Linked DNA regions of Homo sapiens: regions 1, 2, 3, 4 and 6 are each linked to region 5. A link is a contact called in ENCODE Hi-C or POLR2A ChIA-PET data. All regions are on one chromosome and are shown on one strand. Each heading gives the region's core, a stretch centred on a gene start or an enhancer-like site at or near the end of the contact. The rest is flanking DNA. Distances are from core to core; before and after follow the strand shown.

Evidence for each region. A loop is a pair of places that touch in the nucleus more often than their neighbours do. ChIA-PET counts read pairs that join two places held with the same protein, here RNA polymerase II (POLR2A). Pooled maps may share reads with other maps.
Region 1: a loop to region 5 is called in a pooled map, with 5 times the contacts of the local background. The contact joins the promoter of RAD9A here to the promoter of PC in region 5. A Hi-C loop is called at or near these places in 1 of 168 maps with a recorded cell type or tissue (CD4-positive, alpha-beta T cell) and 7 of 50 pooled maps. POLR2A ChIA-PET finds 5 or more read pairs at or near these places in 3 of 52 experiments (A673, WTC11 and activated T-cell).
Region 2: a loop to region 5 is called in a pooled map, with 6 times the contacts of the local background. The contact joins the promoter of TMEM134 here to the promoter of PC in region 5. A Hi-C loop is called at or near these places in 7 of 50 pooled maps.
Region 3: a loop to region 5 is called in a pooled map, with 11 times the contacts of the local background. The contact joins the promoter of ACTN3 here to the promoter of PC in region 5. A Hi-C loop is called at or near these places in 1 of 37 single-sample maps with no recorded cell type and 12 of 50 pooled maps. POLR2A ChIA-PET finds 5 or more read pairs at or near these places in 1 of 52 experiments (H1).
Region 4: a map of CD8-positive, alpha-beta T cell shows a loop between it and region 5 (8-fold over the local background). The contact joins the promoter of DPP3 here to the promoter of PC in region 5. A Hi-C loop is called at or near these places in 1 of 168 maps with a recorded cell type or tissue (CD8-positive, alpha-beta T cell), 2 of 37 single-sample maps with no recorded cell type and 9 of 50 pooled maps. POLR2A ChIA-PET finds 5 or more read pairs at or near these places in 2 of 52 experiments (WTC11 and activated B cell).
Region 6: a loop to region 5 is called in a pooled map, with 4 times the contacts of the local background. The contact joins the promoter of GRK2 here to the promoter of PC in region 5. A Hi-C loop is called at or near these places in 5 of 50 pooled maps. POLR2A ChIA-PET finds 5 or more read pairs at or near these places in 2 of 52 experiments (H1 and activated naive CD4-positive, alpha-beta T cell).

What each region holds. Positions count from the first base shown.
Region 1 is chr11:67,390,355-67,393,266 of GRCh38, forward strand. RAD9A (RAD9 checkpoint clamp component A) reads left to right here and starts at 1,632. Exons shown (of 11, transcript NM_004584.3): 1 at 1,632-1,724; 2 at 1,807-1,877; 3 at 2,300-2,428. The coding sequence starts at 1,691. LOC100130987 (a long non-coding RNA gene) reads left to right here. Exons shown (of 4, transcript NR_024469.1): 4 at 1,044-1,333. RefSeq lists enhancers at 799-1,714, 1,749-2,253 and a silencer at 1,479-1,848.
Region 2 is chr11:67,468,001-67,470,849 of GRCh38, forward strand. TMEM134 (transmembrane protein 134) reads right to left here and starts at 1,251. Exons shown (of 7, transcript NM_025124.4): 1 at 1,019-1,251; 2 at 28-92. The coding sequence starts at 1,192. RefSeq lists silencers at 836-975, 1,186-1,325 and enhancers at 863-1,487, 1,476-1,655.
Region 3 is chr11:66,545,300-66,548,271 of GRCh38, forward strand. ACTN3 (actinin alpha 3) reads left to right here and starts at 1,604. Exons shown (of 21, transcript NM_001104.4): 1 at 1,604-1,785. The coding sequence starts at 1,639. It overlaps ZDHHC24 (zDHHC palmitoyltransferase 24), which reads right to left and starts at 749. Exons shown (of 3, transcript NM_207340.3): 1 at 424-749. The coding sequence starts at 704. RefSeq lists enhancers at 1-23, 1,172-1,231, 1,302-1,351 and silencers at 502-741, 922-1,051.
Region 4 is chr11:66,479,046-66,481,976 of GRCh38, forward strand. DPP3 (dipeptidyl peptidase 3) reads left to right here and starts at 1,389. Exons shown (of 18, transcript NM_130443.4): 1 at 1,389-1,420. It overlaps DPP3-DT (DPP3 divergent transcript), which reads right to left and starts at 1,204. Exons shown (of 4, transcript NR_120586.1): 1 at 994-1,204. RefSeq lists enhancers at 215-782, 1,359-1,528 and a silencer at 1,169-1,218.
Region 5 is chr11:66,956,947-66,959,646 of GRCh38, forward strand. It overlaps PC (pyruvate carboxylase), which reads right to left and starts at 1,437. Exons shown (of 23, transcript NM_001040716.2): 1 at 1,376-1,437. RefSeq lists enhancers at 1-231, 1,395-1,444 and silencers at 1,095-1,194, 1,515-1,874.
Region 6 is chr11:67,265,137-67,267,836 of GRCh38, forward strand. GRK2 (G protein-coupled receptor kinase 2) reads left to right here and starts at 1,337. Exons shown (of 21, transcript NM_001619.5): 1 at 1,337-1,676. The coding sequence starts at 1,564. RefSeq lists a silencer at 1,126-1,325.

The DNA of each region.
Region 1 (2,912 bases), core at 382-2,881, 430 kb after region 5:
ATCTCGGCTCACTGCAACCTCCGCCTCCGGGTTCAAGCAATTCTCCTGCCTCAGCCTCCAGAGTAGCTGGGACTACAGGCGCGTGACAACATGCCCGGCTACTTTTTGTACTTTTAGTAGAGACGGGGTTTCACCATGTTGGCCAGAATGGTCTGGATCTCTTGACCTCGTGATCCGCCCGCCTCGGCCTCCCAAAGTGGTAGGATTACAGGCGTAAGCCACCGTACCCGGCCAGTCTGGGGTCTTTTAAAAATACAGACCCGGGGCTGGGCGCGGTGGCCCATGCCTGTAATCCCAGCACTTTGGGAGACCGAGGCGGGCGGATCACTTGAGGTCAGGAGTTCGAGACCAGCCTGGCCAACATGGTGAAACCCGTCTCTACTAAAAGTACAAAAATTAGCCAGGCGTTGTGGCAGGCGCCTGTAATCCCAGCTACTTGGGAGGCTGAAGCAGGAGAATCGCTTGAACCTGGGAGGCGTGATCGTGCCACTGTACTCCAGCCTGGGCGACAGAGCGAGGCTCTATCTCAAAACAAACAAACAAAAAAACCCCACACACACACACAAAAAACAAAAAACAGGCCGGTGCAGTAGCTCACTCCACTTTGAGAGGCCAAGGCGGAAAGACAGCTTGAACCCCACAGTTGAGACCGGCCTGGGCAACATGGCAAGACTCCGTCTCTACCCAAAAAAAAAAAAAAAAAAAAAGGGCCGGGCGTGGTGGGTGTGCCTGTGGTCCCAGATACTCAGGAGACTGAGATGGGAGGATCCCTTGAGCCCAGGAGTTCCAGGCGGCAGTGAGCCGTGTTCGCGCCACTGCACTCCAGCCTGGGTGACAGAGCAAGAATATGTCTCAAAAAACAAACAAACAAAAAAAGGCACATAACCACGATCTACCCTCGTAAAACGTTTCCAGAGCGTCCCAGCGGTGCCCCTCATCATCTGGCGGCCCCTACGCCTCTCTGAGACTCACAGACCTACTCCCCTCTCCAGGGGGCGGAGCCCACACCGCTGAGCATTTACTCTTGTTCTTCCCTCTGCCAGGGGCACCGTTCTACCCCTTTCTGCCTGGAGAAACTGCCGTTTTTCCTTAAAGGATCCTCGAAGCCGGAAGGAGCAGCCACCTCCCACTCCCGGCTGCTGCAAGCAAGCTGCTTTGACTTCTTTCTAGAGTTGGGGATTGCTGCTGGAGTCCGAGTCTCAGGCCCAGAGTGGGTGCGATGGTCTTGCTTGCACCCTGTATCCCCCGGCAGACGCCCGGGAACTCTACTAAGTGGGTGACCCCAGAGAGCTCGCCCCCACACTCCGACTCCGAGTCCAGCACTCGGTCCACTGCACAGGGACCTCGCGCCCCACAGCTGCGTCCTCTCTGACCTTCGCAATCCGGTGCGCGGCCCGCGGAACGCCCCGATCTCCAGGGGCACGGAAGGCCGAGGCGTGCCGGGGGAGCCAGGAGCAGCTGGCTGGCGGGCGCCGCGGGCCTCCCCGGTCACGTGACACCCCGGACAACGTGCGCCGTCACGTGACGGCAGAGCCTGTGAGCGTTTTTCTCACGTGACGGAGGCGCCTGCACGTGGACCAATGGGGAGGCGGGGGCGGGGCCGGCAGGGGCGGTGCGCGGGAAGGGACCCCGGACCCGGAGGTCGCGGAGAGCTGGGCAGTGTTGGCCGCTGGCGGAGCGCTGGGGCAGCATGAAGTGCCTGGTCACGGGCGGCAACGTGAAGGGTGAGTGCAGGTCGGCCTGGCAGCGGCGGTGCAGCAGCCGCGGAGCCGCCAGCCTAACCCCCTTCCGCTCTTCTCCCCGCAGTGCTCGGCAAGGCCGTCCACTCCCTGTCCCGCATCGGGGACGAGCTCTACCTGGAACCCTTGGAGGACGGGGTGAGGGGCTAGGGTGTGGGGGGCGGGTGGGACTCCAGCCGGGAGCGGGTAACCCGGACTAGAGTCTCGCCCCCACTAGGCGGGATGACCGCTGGCAGATTTGTCGGCAAAGTTTCAGTTTCTTAGTCTGGCGGCTGTCATCTTCCCAGGCCGGTGTGTGAATTGAGGAAAGCTGTCCTGCGAGCTCCCAGGGGGTGACGTGCACTTAGAGAAACTCGGGGAAGGCCTGGGTGTGCGACCCCTCCTCTGCGGCAGCAGCGCCGGGGCCGACTCTGAAGGCTTCCATGGGGAAAGGAGGGTTTTTCAGCAGGTGGTGGCGGAGCGGGAGGACGATAGGGCAAGTGTGTGAGCAGAAGCAGCCAGAGGGCTGGGTCTGTGGCTGCCCCCTGACCACGTCCCTCTCCCTGCTCTTCGTGGCCCAGCTCTCCCTCCGGACGGTGAACTCCTCCCGCTCTGCCTATGCCTGCTTTCTCTTTGCCCCGCTCTTCTTCCAGCAATACCAGGCAGCCACCCCTGGTCAGGACCTGCTGCGCTGTAAGATCCTGATGAAGGTGAGGCCCTTCCCTCAGCAGTGGCACTACTCCACCCCAGGAATCTCCACCAGCTGTGCCTCTGCCCTGGGGTACTCAGTAGATGCTAAGTGGGGAGAGAGACACGTGCAAGCCCAATCCATGCAAAACACAGGGAGGGCCATGGTAAAAGCATCACAGCGGGGACCTGAGAGGGTGGTGACGCTCAAGTTCGTCAAGAAAGGTAAGCACGTCTTTTGGCCGGGCGCGGTGGCTCACGCCTGTAATCCCAGCACTTTGGGAGGCCGAGGCAGGCGGATCACGAGGTCAGGAGTTCGAGACCAGCCTGGCCAACATGGCGAAACCCCGTCTCTACTAAAAATACAAAAATTAGCTGGGCGTGGTGGCACGCGCCTGTAATCCCAGCTACTCGGGAGGCTGAGGCAGGAGAATTGCTTGAATCCGGGAGGTGGAGGTTGCAGTGAGCTGAGATCGCACCACTGCACTCCAGCCTGGGTGACAGAGC
Region 2 (2,849 bases), core at 1-2,500, 510 kb after region 5:
AGGGTTGGGTCCCCACCTGGCCCTAACCTGGTGCCGACTCCCCCATCCGGCTCCGGAGAGGCCTGGGCTCCATCCTCATCGTTCTCCAGGTTCTGTTGCAGAACACAGGTCTCAGGGGGGTTGCTGGGCTGGGGCCCTTCCTCACTCCCTCCCGGGAAGAGAAAAGCAGGCCTACACAACCATTTGCCTGGCCGCCTGGCAGCTGTTCACCTGGCCCTCTGCCCTCCCCGCAGAACGGGTTTGGTGATTCACAGAAACCAGGTAGGAGGTGGGTGGATGCCAGGGCTTTGGGGAGCAGGAGCCTGCATAGATCCCAGGGAAAGGAGAGCTCCCAACTTTGGGTTAGGGTGGAGCTCTCATTCAGTGGCCTAGAATGGGAGCTTGGGAATTGGGGTGCCAGGAAAGGCCAGGCCCAGAGTTCCCAGGTTCAAGGCACAGGGTTCTGGTCCAGGTCTCCAAGAAAAGCAGCCTAGGGTTGGTGGAGGTTTTCTGGGAAAATGGGTTTTTCTGGTTTAGTGGGAGCCAAAGGGTGGGCAAGGACTGGTCATGTGAGAGGAGCTCCAGCTCTTAGGGGTGGTGGTGGGATTAGGGAGAGGGCTTTCAGAATAGAGAAAGGCGTGCGGGTTCCCATCAGCTTAGCTGGCCTGGGGCACAGGGGATGCTCCTGCGTGTGGGGCAAGGTCTGGTTCAGATACAGAGGAGCTCCCCCAACCCAGCGGGGGCCAGGTGCGAGTAGCCAGGATGAGTGGGGAATCCGGTTGGGTTCCCCAGCTGGAGCTGAGGGATGAGCTCCCGGGCCCGGGCACTGGGCTCTTCCCGGCTGGCTGGGGCCCGGTATGGGAACCGGGAGGGCCTGGGCAGGGCTCTGGATCAAGAGTCACGTCCGCGGGGCGGGGGGGCGGTCTCGCGCTTCAGCTGGGGCCTCTAGGCAGATGCTTCCCCGAGTTGAGGCCTTTGGGGCCCGGCCTGGGGTCCCGTCCGGCCGGGGGCAGGGGGTTAGGTGGGCCGGGCGGTTCACCTGGTAGCGCAGCCGGGACTGCTTGTCCTCGTCAGCCACCTCGAACCGGGCCCGACGCTCGAAGTGCAGCGGCCCAAAGCGCGCGACCCCGCTGGACTCGGGCCCAGGGCCCCCGTCCTCCAGGGACAGCTCGAAGGCATCATCAATGCTGAACTGGGGCCGGGCGGCGCTCATGGCCCCGGCCCGCTCAGGCGCCGTGCGCCGCCGCCATCTGCGCCCACACACCCAGCGTCGCCGCTGCCCCGCCCCCGCATGCCCCGCCCCTCCGACCCTGGCTCCGCCCCACGCGCCGGTCCCGCCCCCGTCCGCCCTAAGCAGGCCAGAGTTGCCGAGCCCTGAGCGGGCTGATGGGTGGGAGCCTCTTCCAGACGGAGCGCGCCCGCCCCGTGACGCCACTCAGTGGCCGCCATGGCAAGCGACAGCCCGTGCCGGGCTCGGACACATCCCCCAGGCGTGTATGTGCGGGGGCTTGGAGGGGCTTCCACGCCCCAACCTCCAGGTCCCTGACAGGGCCTTTTGCACCGCAGCCTGTTCCTCGAGTGCCAAGGAGACTCCTGGGAACTGTTTCCCCACCTTACTCACAACAGCCCCGCACCGGAGGGGTGCTCTCCCCATTTTTGCAAATGTGGAAACCGAGGCTCAGAGAGCTTATGTGTCTTCCAATTTCCAGTCAGTCTCCACGCAGCAGCCGAAGTGATCTTTTAAAACAAATCTTTTTATCTGCGTGTGTTATTCTGAAAACCCTTTTTAAAAATTTTGCTGCTGGCCTGGCTCGGTGGCTCACTCCTGTAATCCCAGCACTTTGGGAGGCCGAGGCGGGTGGATCACTTGAGGTCAGGAGTTCAAGACCAGCCTGGCCAAAAGGCGAAACCCCGTCTTTACTAAAAATACAAAAATTAGCCGGGCGTGGTAGTGCATGCCTATAGTCCCAGCTACTTGGGAGGCTGAGGCAGAAGAATTGCTTGAACCCGGGAGGCAGATGTTGCAGTGAGCCGAGATTGAGCCACTGCACTCCAGCCTGGGCGACAGAGCAAGACTCCGTCTCAAAAAACAAAACAAAACAAACAAAAAAACCTTCCCTTGGTTTTCCATTGCACTTAGAATAAAATCTGAACTCTTGGCAGGGCACGGTGGCTCACACTTTGGGAGGCCAAGGAGAGTGGATCACTTGAGGTCAGGAGTTTGAGACCAGCCTGGCCAACATGGTGAAACCCAGTCTCTACTAAAAATACAAAAATTAGCTGGGCACGGTGACCAGTGCCTGTAATCCCAGCTACTTGGGAGGCTGAGGCAGGAGAATCGCTTGTACCCTGGAGGCAGAGGTTGTAGTGAGTGGAGATCACACCACTGCACTCCAGCCTGGGCAACAGAGCAAGACTCCATAAAAAAAAAATGAACCGTGGTGGGGGGCGGTGGGGGTGGAAGAGCAGAAGTACTCTATGAATTAGGTGGACCTGGTTTCAAATCCCCATTCTACCACTTGTAAGTACTTGGGACTTTGGCAAACCCCTCATTCATTTCTGCCACAAGTATTTATTAAGCATCTATTTAGGGCCAAACACTGTTTTGGGCACTATAGATACAGTGGTGAATAAAACAGTGCAAAATGAGACAGTTTCAAGTGCTGTGTGATGCAAAACTGACTTTAGATTTCGTACTCAAAGATGACCTTTCCAAGAGGTGACATTTGAGCAGGAATGCCGATGATGAAGGAGCCAGCTGTGAGAAAAGCAAGGTTCAGTGTTTTCCTGGCACCAGGGAACAGCACGTTCAAAGGCCAGGAGGTGGGAAGGAGCTTGGCCTGTGGAGGAAGAATGTGAGAAAACCAGTG
Region 3 (2,972 bases), core at 354-2,853, 410 kb before region 5:
AAGTGCTGGGATTACAGATGTGAGCCAACGCACCCGGCCTAACCACCTATTTAATATTGAAACTTGCAACCCCTTTACCCTGCTCTACTTCTTGTTTCCAAACTACTATCACCTTCTAGCATTCTATATGATTTGCTTATTATTCCTCTAGTTTCTCATCTGCACCCCCCTCAAATCAGGAATTTGTTCTATTGTACCCTTCGTCCCTGTAACAAAACCTTGCACCTAGTAGGCTCCCAATAAGTATTTGCGAGTAAATAAATAACACTCAATTCTAGCTCTTCCATCCCAGGTTCTAAAAAAATGTCTGATTCTAACAACCTGGATCCTAATGTAACCCGGTTCTAACATCTCAGGTCTTGGGGCCCCTCCCCCCTGTCCAAGGCTCCCACTTCTCCCCGCCCGATCCCGCACCCCACTCACGCCCAGCCCTGGCCCAGACCGCGGCCGGCCAGCATCACGCCACGGATGCTGGGATCCGAGCGCAGGAAGAGCCCCACGTTGCCCAGCAGGTTGAGCAGCTGGAAGGCGGCCAGCGCCAGCTGCAAGGCCCGGGCCAGGGGTCCCAGCGGCGGCGGCCCGGGACCGAGCACCAGCACGTAAGCCAGCTCCAGGCCCACGGCCGCGGCCCACAGCGCGGTGAGCACGAGAGGCAGCTGCGCGGGCGCCCCGTCCGTGCTCCCAGCCGCCCAGGGCTGCCCCATGGCCTGGACACCCAGCTGTCGGAGCCGGAGGACTAGGCCGCTTCCGTATTGGGGCGGAGATAGCGGCAGACGGACGTCTGCTACGGCCAATAGAAGCTCGGAAGGGGGTGCGGCGAGCGCTCAGACTCTCAGGGAACGGCCGGCCCACGCGGCGAGTTGATCTGGCCAACGGACCAGCAGTGGAGGCGCTCGGAATCCCGCGGCGCTGGAGCCCGGATAACGCCGCGGAGTGATTGACCCGCCCACCCTGGAGGCTCCTCCCATCCCGTCGGAGCCCCGCCCGCTGGCGCGGGGGCCAGGAGTGCCCGGGGGATTGAGTTGCAGCCGGGGTGGTGTCGGGGTTTCCCGGCTCAGCACATTCTCCCCTACTCCCCACAGCCGCCCCGATATTAATAGCCCTGCCGCAGCCCATCCAGCTGGCTCAGAGCCGTTCCCCATGCCCGGGTGTCTCCATCACCCCAGAAAACATGCAAAACAGCTCGGCGCCTCTGTGTTCCTGACTGTGAAATGGGGATAGGGCTCTGTGTCCCACCAGCGAGGTGCTGGAAGAGGCTCACGAGGAGCTCCAGAGGGCAGCCTCTAGAGCGGCCCGCGGCCACTATTATTATCGGCCTTTCTATTGTGGAGAGGAGTAAACAGACTCAGAGAGGTCCCGTGGATTTCTCAAGGTCACACAGCGCCCCAGCAGCGGAGCAGGAATGCAAACCCAGGATCTCCGCCGCGAGATCCACCCCGGCGCCCCCGAGTCCCGCAGTTCCCGGCTTCAGGACAACCCCTTGCCAGGTCCAACCCGAGCTCCTTCACCCCCATCCGGCCCCTCCCTCCTCCCCCATATTTAGTGCGAATTCGATCTGGGGCTGGGCTGGGCCCTACTTAATGGGGCCCGGGTGTCCGAGAGCGTGCCGAGCGGAGCGAAGCCAGGAGCCCGATCGAGATGATGATGGTTATGCAGCCCGAGGGTCTGGGGGCCGGGGAGGGGCGCTTTGCGGGCGGCGGCGGGGGCGGCGAGTACATGGAACAGGAGGAGGACTGGGACCGCGACCTGCTGCTGGACCCGGCCTGGGAGAAGCAGCAGCGGAAAGTGAGTGCTCGCCCATTTCCTGACAGCAAAACCGAGGCCTGAGAGGCCGGGCTGTTTGTCCTGGGCATCTCAGCAGTGCAGGGGCAGAGCTTGTCTTTAACCTAGAGTGCTAATCCCCAGCCCAGGCTCTGCCCATCAGCTGCCTGCTGTCCCCAGGGCTGGAGGAGAGGGCTGGGAGCCCTCAAGAGGGGTTTAAAATGACAAGAGAGTTTCTGGGCTCCCCACCCCCACCAGGGTTCATTCCCCTGGGCCCACTGCCCCACTTCTGCTGCTGAAAACAGGCTGGGCAAACCCCAGGAGATCCAAGTTAGGGGGGGTTCAGAAAGAAGAATCTTCTTCTAGTTAAATATTCCCAGACCCCACCCTGAAGGCTTGCAGTCAGGCAACTAGTGGACTTGGGAGTGTGGGGGTAGTGAGAAGGGTCCTCTCAGACCCCACCCCACCTCGTCTCCAGGGTGGGGTCCATAGTCGCTGTATCTCATTTAACAATTGAAGAAACTGAAGCCCAGAAAGAGCACAGACAGGCCCCACATCACAGACTGTCAGACATCAGGACCCCCGCAACCTGAGGATCTTTACCCTTTTCCCTACCCCCATTCTTTCCCAAGATACCCCAGGCATGGGGCCCTGAGTCTGCTGAAAAGGCCATAGGTCGGGGAGGAGGGGAGACCTGGGTCCCCTTACGCTGTAACCTGACTCTCCAGCCAGATGGACACTTAGTGCTGAGGCAGCACCTCGGGGGCGCCAAAGAGGGGCACAGGGGCAGCTGCTACCCAGGCCCAGCCCGTTGGGCACTCAGGGCCCCTCCCTCCCTGAGCTATTTTCACTCCCAGACTTTCCCAAGTAGAGGGGGCAGGACACCTGGGTTCCCAAAGGGAAAATGATCCAGGCCAGAGGGAGAATACTTTGGAGAGTGGCAGGCCAGGGGTAACCAGGAGGGCACTATGAGGCCATTGGACCCTGCTCAGCGTGTGCCAACACTGTATGACTCCAGGAGAGGGCAGGGTACTGGGGTACTCAGTGGAATTTAAATGACCTGAGAGTCCCAGAATTTAGAATCAGAGTACTTCTGCTGGGTTAGATGACAGGAGATGACCCCAAGGGCCGAGAGGCTCCGCTGACTCGGCTGGGGTGCCCCGGGTGACAGGCCTCCCCTTAGGCTCCCCCTGCACCTGTCTCCAAGCACG
Region 4 (2,931 bases), core at 139-2,638, 480 kb before region 5:
TGATCACGTAGCTGGTTGGGGGGTCCTGAGAGCACTGGGGTCTTTTCCTTGCCTGAGCTGCCCCCTGCTGGCAGTGGGCAGCACTACCTCCCTTACCTGTGCACATTTCAACTTCACCTGTCAGCCAACTTTATACCCATTTTAAAGACAATGAAAACGGAGGCACAGGAAAGAAGAGGGGTGACTTTCCTAAGGACACCGACCAACTTGTTGAACTCCCCCATATAACAAGTAATCATCAAAGCTAACAGCTTGTAACACTGTTGTGTCAAGCAGGGCCTTGGGCACCTTTGTGGATGAGAAACTGGTGTCTATGGTAAGCAGAGGCTGTCTGGCCTAGACACGGGCGTAGCAAGGAGACCGTGCGGGATTTCAGTACCCAAACGCCCCTCACCCTGCGCAACTATAGGGAGCGGCACTGCAGTCAACACATCACAACTTACAATATCCCTTGGATTGGATTCAATTATTAGCCTGGTTTTCCGGTTCATAAAGCCAAGACTCCCAGACAACCTCACTCCACCCCCCAGTCTGACCCTGGGCCCTCACCACTACTCCCCATTTGGCCTAGGCCCTTCCGCATGCCCCACCCAGACCGTGGTCCCGTGAGTCCGTCCAGACCTGTAAAAGTGGACCGCGGGCCCGCCTCTGCTCTGGACTCCCTTTCGGGGCCGCAGGAGGCTTTCTCATCCATCAGGCATCTGGCAAGCACCAGGAAACTACCAGCCTGTTTGTGCTAAGGAAACTGAGGCTCGGGAATGTTTAGCGGCTCCTTCCAGGCCCGTGGCGGGTGGGTGGTGGTACAGTGAAGCAGTCGAGGCGTTTCTCCGCGCCCCTACACGGGTGGGACCACCTCAGCCCTGGCCCGATCCCACTCAACCGTAGCCCCGATTCCCGGCACCGAGAGCTTTGCAACTTCCAAGTCTCCACCCCCAGGTCCCGAGTCCCGAGAGGAAGGTGGAGCCACATTACTCCTATTGTGTAGGTTCCCACCTGCAAGAGTGCTGTCGGGTCCTCTGAGGTGAAACCCCAAAGGAAAGCGGGATCGGGACTGGGGGAGGGGGATTCCCAAGTCCCTGACACCCGCGCCGTCTCGGCCTGGGCTTGGTGACCTCGTCAGTCCCGTCTGCCGGGACTAGGCCGCGGCCAGGCCGGGCACAGCGGTACCCGGTCCGGCGCGTGTGCGGCCTGCTGACAAAAGGCCGAGCCCGCAGGGCCAATCCGCGCGCCACCCCGTAGCGCCTGGGGGCGGGAGCGGGCGAGCCGAGAAGCTCGTCTTGGCGCGTCTATTGGCTGGTACTGACGCCCATCCGGACCCCGAGGCCAGGCAGTTGGCCAAGGGGGGCGGGGTTCGCAGAGCCCCAATGAATGGGGGAGCCGGAAGCAGGAAGTGAGTTTGCGAACGGAGCAGCTGCTGCAGGTGAGGCGCGGCGCCTGGGCTTTTGGGGTCAAAGCGTGTCATCCCGGGGGACCAAGGCGAATCCATACTGAGCGCAAAATCGTTCCCTTTCTGCCCACTCTCCAGTACCCCCTCCAAATTCACCCCGCCCTCGAGGCCAAGGAGTGCTCCGGGGAGCAAAGAGTTAACAGCCCTTTCCGAACCTCGAGGCTGTGCTATTGGGGCGGGGCTTCTGGAGGCCGGGGCAGGGCGAGGAGGCTGGACACTCTGTCCCAGCCGGGACGGGGCGTGGCGGGGAGAATGCCCCGGGTTGGGGAATCCCCGGGTTCCAACGGGGCTGTCAGACCTTCAGTAAATTGTTGCCCTTTCCAAGCCTCAGTTTCCCTATCTGTAAAATGGGCTTTCTTCTGGTTGTGAACTTCTGTGGCTTCCCTGGTGGAGCACAGGGAGCGAGCAGGAGAATGGAGGGCCAAGGAAAAGGCATTTAGAGGGATGAGAATGGGACAGTTTCAAGCAAAATCATTTATTGCTGTGGATACTTTCCGTCCAGGGCGACTTCATCTGATTAGCGCACCCACCTGGTAATATTGGGGTTATTCTCTCTTTTATAGAGGAGGAAACGGAGGTACAGAAAAGTGAAGCAATGGACTTGACTTTTAGGAGTCTGGGGCCGAGTCCTGGCTAAAGGCTGAGCCTTCCAGCTGGCGGCCTGGCACTTTATCCTTGTGAGCACAGTGGAAAGTGTAAAGAATTCTGAACAAAGGCCAGGCGCGGTGGCTCACGCCTGTAATCCCAGCACTTTGGGAGGCCAAGGCAAGCAGATCGCTTGAGGCCAGGAGTTCGAGACCAGCCTGGACAAAATAGCGAGACCCCGTCTCTATCAAAAATACAAAAAATTAGCTGGGCATGGTGATGCACGCCTGTAGTCCCAACTACTTTGGAGGCTGAGGCAGGAGAATCGCTTGAACCCGGGAGGCGGAGGTTGCAGTGAGTCAAGATCATGCCACTGCACTCCAGCCTGGGCAACTAAGTGAGACTCCGTCTTAAAAAAATAATACTGAACAAGGAAGCAGGGAGGGGCCTGGGCTGGGAGCCTAGAGATGAGGATCTCTGCTGCTGATGTCTCCATTGTGGGATTAGGCAAGGCTCTTAGCCTCTCTGAACCTCAGTTTCCCCATCTGTAATACTAGGTAGTTAGAGTCAATCAATTTTTTTTTTTTTGAGGTGGAGTCTCACTCTGTTGCCCAGGCTGGAGTGCAATGGTGCGGTCTCAGCTCACTGCAGCCTCCACCTCCTGGGTTCAAGTGATTCTCCTGCCTCAGCCTTCCCAGTAGCTGAGATTACAGGTGCCTGGCACCAAGCCTGGCTAATTTTTGTATTTTTAGTAGAAAGGAGGTTTCACCATGTTGGTCAGGCTGGTCTTGAACTCTTGACCTCAGGTGATCCACACACCTCGGCCTCCCAAAGTGCTGGGATTACAGGTGTGAGCCACCATGCCTGACCTTAGAGTCAATCTTTAAGGTTTAGGGACT
Region 5 (2,700 bases), core at 187-2,686:
TTGACCTCATCGCCCACGCTGTCTCTCGGCCCAGTGTAGGGATAGGAACACTGTAGGTGTGCAAAAGAATGTGATTAAGAGTTCAACAGTTAAGGAGAGCCTGCAGGCAGGAAGCTGTAGCTGCAAGTGAGAGAAATGCTGAGCACATCCACCCCCAGCACAAGTGTTTGCATCACATACAGGGAAAGGGTGCCTTGGGGGAGGCCAGCCAGGGCTGATGGTGGCAGTGGGTACGGGAGCAATAGGGAGGCAGATGGCAGGCACTCTGGAGGTTCTGGTTGTCATCAGCAAGTGTTGGTACTTCTCTGAGCCTGTTTTCTCAGCTGGAGAACGGGTAAGGAGCCCAGGCCTACCTCTTCTCACAAAATAAAGACACAATCTGATTTTTTAGAATTTCAGACGAGGCACGCCTGTAATCTCAGCACTTTGGGAAGCCAGGGCAGGCCGCTCGCTTGAGCGTAGGAGTTCGAGACCAGCCTGGGCAACATGACGGAACCTCGTCTCTACCAAAAAATACAAAAATTAGCTAGGCGTGGTGGCGCCCGCCTGTAGTCCCAGCACTGGGGGACTGTGGCAGGAGGGTCGCTTGAGCCCGGGAGGTCGAGACTGCAGTGAGCCGAGATCGCGCCACTGCACTCCAGCCTGGGTGGGTGACAGCAAGACCCTGTCTAAAAAAGAAAAGAAAACAAAAGAATCTCAAAGTTGCCAGGGACCTAGGGACTTGGCTTCCGACTCTGATGCGCTTTGTAAACTACTAAAAGCTGGAGAAATAAGGGGCTGAGCCCAGCCCCACCTCCTGAATGAGCGGCCTTGGGCGAATCACTGCGTCTGGGCGCCTGGAGCTTCCCCGTCTGAAACAAAGTAGAGGATCCTACGGGAGGCGGAGTGCGAGAGCAAGGAACAAGGAAAGCCCTCGCCTTACACGCCGCGGCTTCCTGCAGAGCTGAGCCACATCCAGTACGATGGGGACAACTTGGGCTCCCGATCCTGACAGACTTGGGTTCGAACCCTCAGGGACCTCGCGCGAGGCGCTTTAGTCAGTTTCTCCATCTGCAAAATGGGCCCGAGAGCAAGAATGAGGCAGCCCGCAGGCGGACGCTGCGGAGGGGCGCTCGGGGGCTGCAGCCGGGGGCGGGTCCGGGGGCGGGTCCAGCCGGCCGAGCCCCCGCGCGAGGGGGAGGGGCGCCGTCCGCTGCGTCGCGTCGCGCACCGCGCACAGCCCGTCGCTGTCTCCTCCAGCCGTCACTCGCGGAGCCCGCGCCGCCTTTGCGCGCGCGACCCTTACATAAGCGTCCCTCGCAGCGGTGCCGGCGCACGTCCACCCGCTCCGACCCGCCGCGGGAAGAGGACCGTGCGGAGCGCGGCGGACACTCACCTCCTCGCCGTCGCCAGTCCTCGCCGCCGCCTCTACCGCTGCTGCCTCCACTGACAGAGAACAGCTGCGGTCTCCGTGCAACCGAACTTGCTGCAGTCCCGGCCCCGCCTTACGGACTTCCTATTGGCCCAGACAGCCCAACCCCTCCCGTTATTGGGCAGTGTTCTCCGTCACTCCTCGCCCCTAGGCTCTGGACTCCTCCCTGTGCCCGCCTGTCCGTCACGTTTAAGCCTTGGCGCCCCACGTCAGCCCCGCCCCTCCCGTCCCCGGCGAGCGCCTGGATAAGTGGCGAGGCTGGGAGAGCCCGCCCCTGGCGCACCACCGCCTACTCCCTTGTCTCCGGAGCCTCACGTGGGCCGCCGGACCCTAGCCGACGCCCGCAATAGGCGGAAGTGGCCGGGCTGTGGCTCGCAGTTATTGGCTGTCGGCGGGGGTGGGGACGTTCGATTCATTCACCCGAGTAGCACGTGTCTCCCGAAGCTGCAAGCACAACAGTTCGCACTGGGGCTCAGGCATCCCGGCTAGACGCAGATACGCGCTGGCTAGCGGAGAAGAGGTCGCAGGAAAAGCTAACGTTAGCGAAGGGCAGGAGGAAGGAGAAGGCGCTTGTGCCACACGGGTTACATGACTATGTCCTTTAACAGCTGCGTAGATGATGATGGGGGTCTACAGTACGTCTGTGTGACCTTGGGCAAGCAACTTAACCTCTGAGTCTCGGTTTTGTCATCTGCAGAGCGAAGCTACTCAGGACCTAGGGGGTTTGGAAGCCTTGTTTGAGACACAAGACACTTGACAAGACCCAAGACACTTGTCAAAGAGGAAAGCTTTGACAAGTGGAACAAGTGACTGAGGCATAAGTCTCTGTCATCGAGGCTTATTAATCCAGTTTGAGGGCGTGCTCGGGAAAAACACGAACCACAGACACATCCGTGGTTGTTTTTCCGAAGAGGTTTTCGGGAGGTTTAGTATTTATGCATTTCCTTAAAGGGGGAATGAGGGGAAGGCATGTAGGAAGAAGGGCAAGTAGGCGATTAGGACAATAGTTACATTCCTATGGGACTTTAGCTAATGCCCGGTAAATCTACGTAAGATGAGATGAATGTCTGAAGAGAAAAAGAGAGTAAAGGAAGAGTCAGTTATGCAGATGTCTCTGAGTAGGTAGTTTTGACTTTGTTCTGCACCTGGGAAAATAAGCTTGTAATGACATTCTTATTGTGGAATTTTTAGGAGCTAGACTTAGATTGTAGACCTGAAGCTACAATTGACCTGTCCTTGTTTATGGGAGGCCAGCAAGAATTTACTTGTGAATGATCTGTGGGGGCAGC
Region 6 (2,700 bases), core at 87-2,586, 310 kb after region 5:
GGCTGCTGGCCCACAGCATGGTAATGAGATTTGAGCTTTATGTGCCCAGGGCTGGGAGGAGGGTCCTGTCACTTTGAAAGCAAAGAGAGGCTCTAGAGAGGGGCATGTTGAGATAGGAATGCTGCCTTGAGACACCTGGCTTTCCCCACTCTGGGTGGGCTCTCAGCAGGGTGGGTTTCCCCTGCCAGGCAGCACTGAAACCTCTGTGCGCTTCCGGGCTGGGAGAGTTTTTACCGTAACTACATGTGGAACCATCCTGAAGGAACATCTGGATGGGATGGGGTACAGGGAAGGGAGCTGCCAAGAGTGCTGGCCAGGGACCTGGGTCTATGAGCTGGTTGGGGGGTGGGGTTGGGTGCAGGGTACTTGATCCTGAGTGGGCCTTCTGCGGCCAGGATTGGTTCTAGAGTAGGAGGGGTGGGATCAGGGATGGGGGAAGCCTGTAACTGCGCTGCAGTTGTCAGGTCCCAGGTTCTGGGTGACCTACTAAGGATTCTGGGTCCAGTGTGGGTCCCAGGTTAGACGTCCTAGTCCTGAGTCCGTGTCCACAGTTCTGGGTGTTGAGTCTAGGACAGTGATCTGGAGTTGACAGTCCAATCTAGGTCTGAGTCCTGACCCCAAGTCTAGAGTTCAGGGTCATGGTAGTAGCCTAGGGTCAGAATCAAGGTTGGGGTCAGTAACCAGGATGGGATCGAGGTCATGGTCCAAAATCTGGATCTGGGGACCTGTTGGGGGTCTGAGGTGAGTGTCGCAGTCTGGGTATGGCGTTGGAGACCCAGGGCTGTGATCTGAGGTCATGGTTAGAGTCTGAGGTGGTGGGCCAAGGTTTGAGTCTGGGGTCCTGTTTGGAGTCTGGTGTCAGGTCGTGGACTGCGTCCAAGGTCAGGGAGTCCGGGGTTATAGCCAGGGTCTGAGATGAAAGTCCCAGGATGGTGTTCAGAGGTCTGAATCTGTGTCTTGGTGAGCGTCCAGGTTCCCTGTGATCACGTTTGGTGTCAGGGCTGCGGCCCGACTGGGGAGCCTGGGATCCAGAGATGTGACCCGAGGTTGTGGTCAGAGAATGGGTCTCGGGTCGTCTTCCGTGCCGGGTCCCTGTCGTGTTCCAGGCCCGGGTCTCCGTCCAGCATCGAGGGCCGAGGTCACGGCCAGGGTCTGAGCCCGCGGTCGCAGGTCTGGTTCGGGGTCAGATTCCGCGCGGCCTCCAGGGGGCGCCGTCGCCCGCCCGGCTCGGCCCCTCGCGGGCTCGCTGGCGTTGTGCGCGGCAGGCGGGGCCGGAGGCGGCGGCGGCTCCGGGGCGCGGGCGCGCGGGCGGCGGCGGCGGCGGCGCCCCGACTGCAGTCCCGGCGGGAGCGGAGCGCGAGCCGGGGCCGGGCCCGAGCCGGCGCCATGGGGCGGCGCCGCCTGTGAGCGGCGGCGAGCGGAGCCGCGGGCGCCGAGCAGGGCCAGGCGGGAGGCGTCGGCGCCCGAGGCCGAGCGAGCCGCGGCCGGGCCGGGCCGAGCGCCGAGCGAGCAGGAGCGGCGGCGGCGGCGGCGGCGGCGGGAGGAGGCAGCGCCGCCGCCAAGATGGCGGACCTGGAGGCGGTGCTGGCCGACGTGAGCTACCTGATGGCCATGGAGAAGAGCAAGGCCACGCCGGCCGCGCGCGCCAGCAAGAAGATCCTGCTGCCCGAGCCCAGGTGAGGAGAAGCTGCCCGCGGCCCCGGCCCGACCCCGCGGGCGCCCCGGCCGCGGCCCCGAGACCCTGGCCCCATGCTCGACCCCGCGACCTGGACCCCCGGGGCCGGCTCTCGCAACCCCCTGTCGGCCCCCCAGCCCGGAGCAGCCCGGCCTTGGCGCCTGCGGGTCCAGACCCTAAGCCCCAGACCCTGGGCGCCTGAGCCCGGAGCGCCCCAACTCCGGAGCTCCTCTGCCCCATCGGTCCCCGGACCCAGTCGGGTCCCCCTGGCCGCCCTGCTGCTTCCTTATCGTGCTCCACCGGCCCCCCGAAGTCGCTGTCAGCCCCTGGCTCCCGCCTTCTCCCACGGGGGCCCGGCGCGCCCCTTCATCCTTCTCGGAGCAGCCCTTGGTCCCTGTGGGGTCCCCTCCCCTCCGCTGGCCACCATTTACCTCGCCTGACGATGTCACCCACCCTTTTGCTGTCCCTGCTCACGGCACTCGCTTTAGGGTTTCCACTACCCCCACCCGTCTCTCCTCCAGTCTACACTTGTGTGAGGTGTTGGGGGACAGCCAGTCTTCCGGACTCTTCTCCCACCCTCTGGTGGGGTCGCTGTCCTGGAGTTGGGCTCGAGAGTGCTTTCAGGGCGGCGTGGTGAGCAGGACCTAGGGTGCTGCGGGCACCCTCCCCCTCGGACCGCGCTCAGGTCGGGGAAACATCCCCTGTGCCCTCTCCCCTACATTTCTCCTCTGGCAGGCCCTGCATATGGTGCCCCGTGGGTGCTGTTGACCAGGGGCCCTCCCAGCACACCTGCAATGGCTGGACCTTAGCTGCCGCCTCTGTAAGACAACTGACATCACACCTGGTATCAAAGTTTAGACTGTTCAGGATGTAGGTGCAAAAGTACACAGGATGTGGACGATTGCTGCGGTTTGTCCAGCATTTTATGGCTGATAGAGTATCTCTCCACTGTGTGAGCCTCTCAGCAGCGCATGGGGTGGCGAGGACAGGTGTGGTTTTGTCCCTGTGGAACAGATGGGGAAACT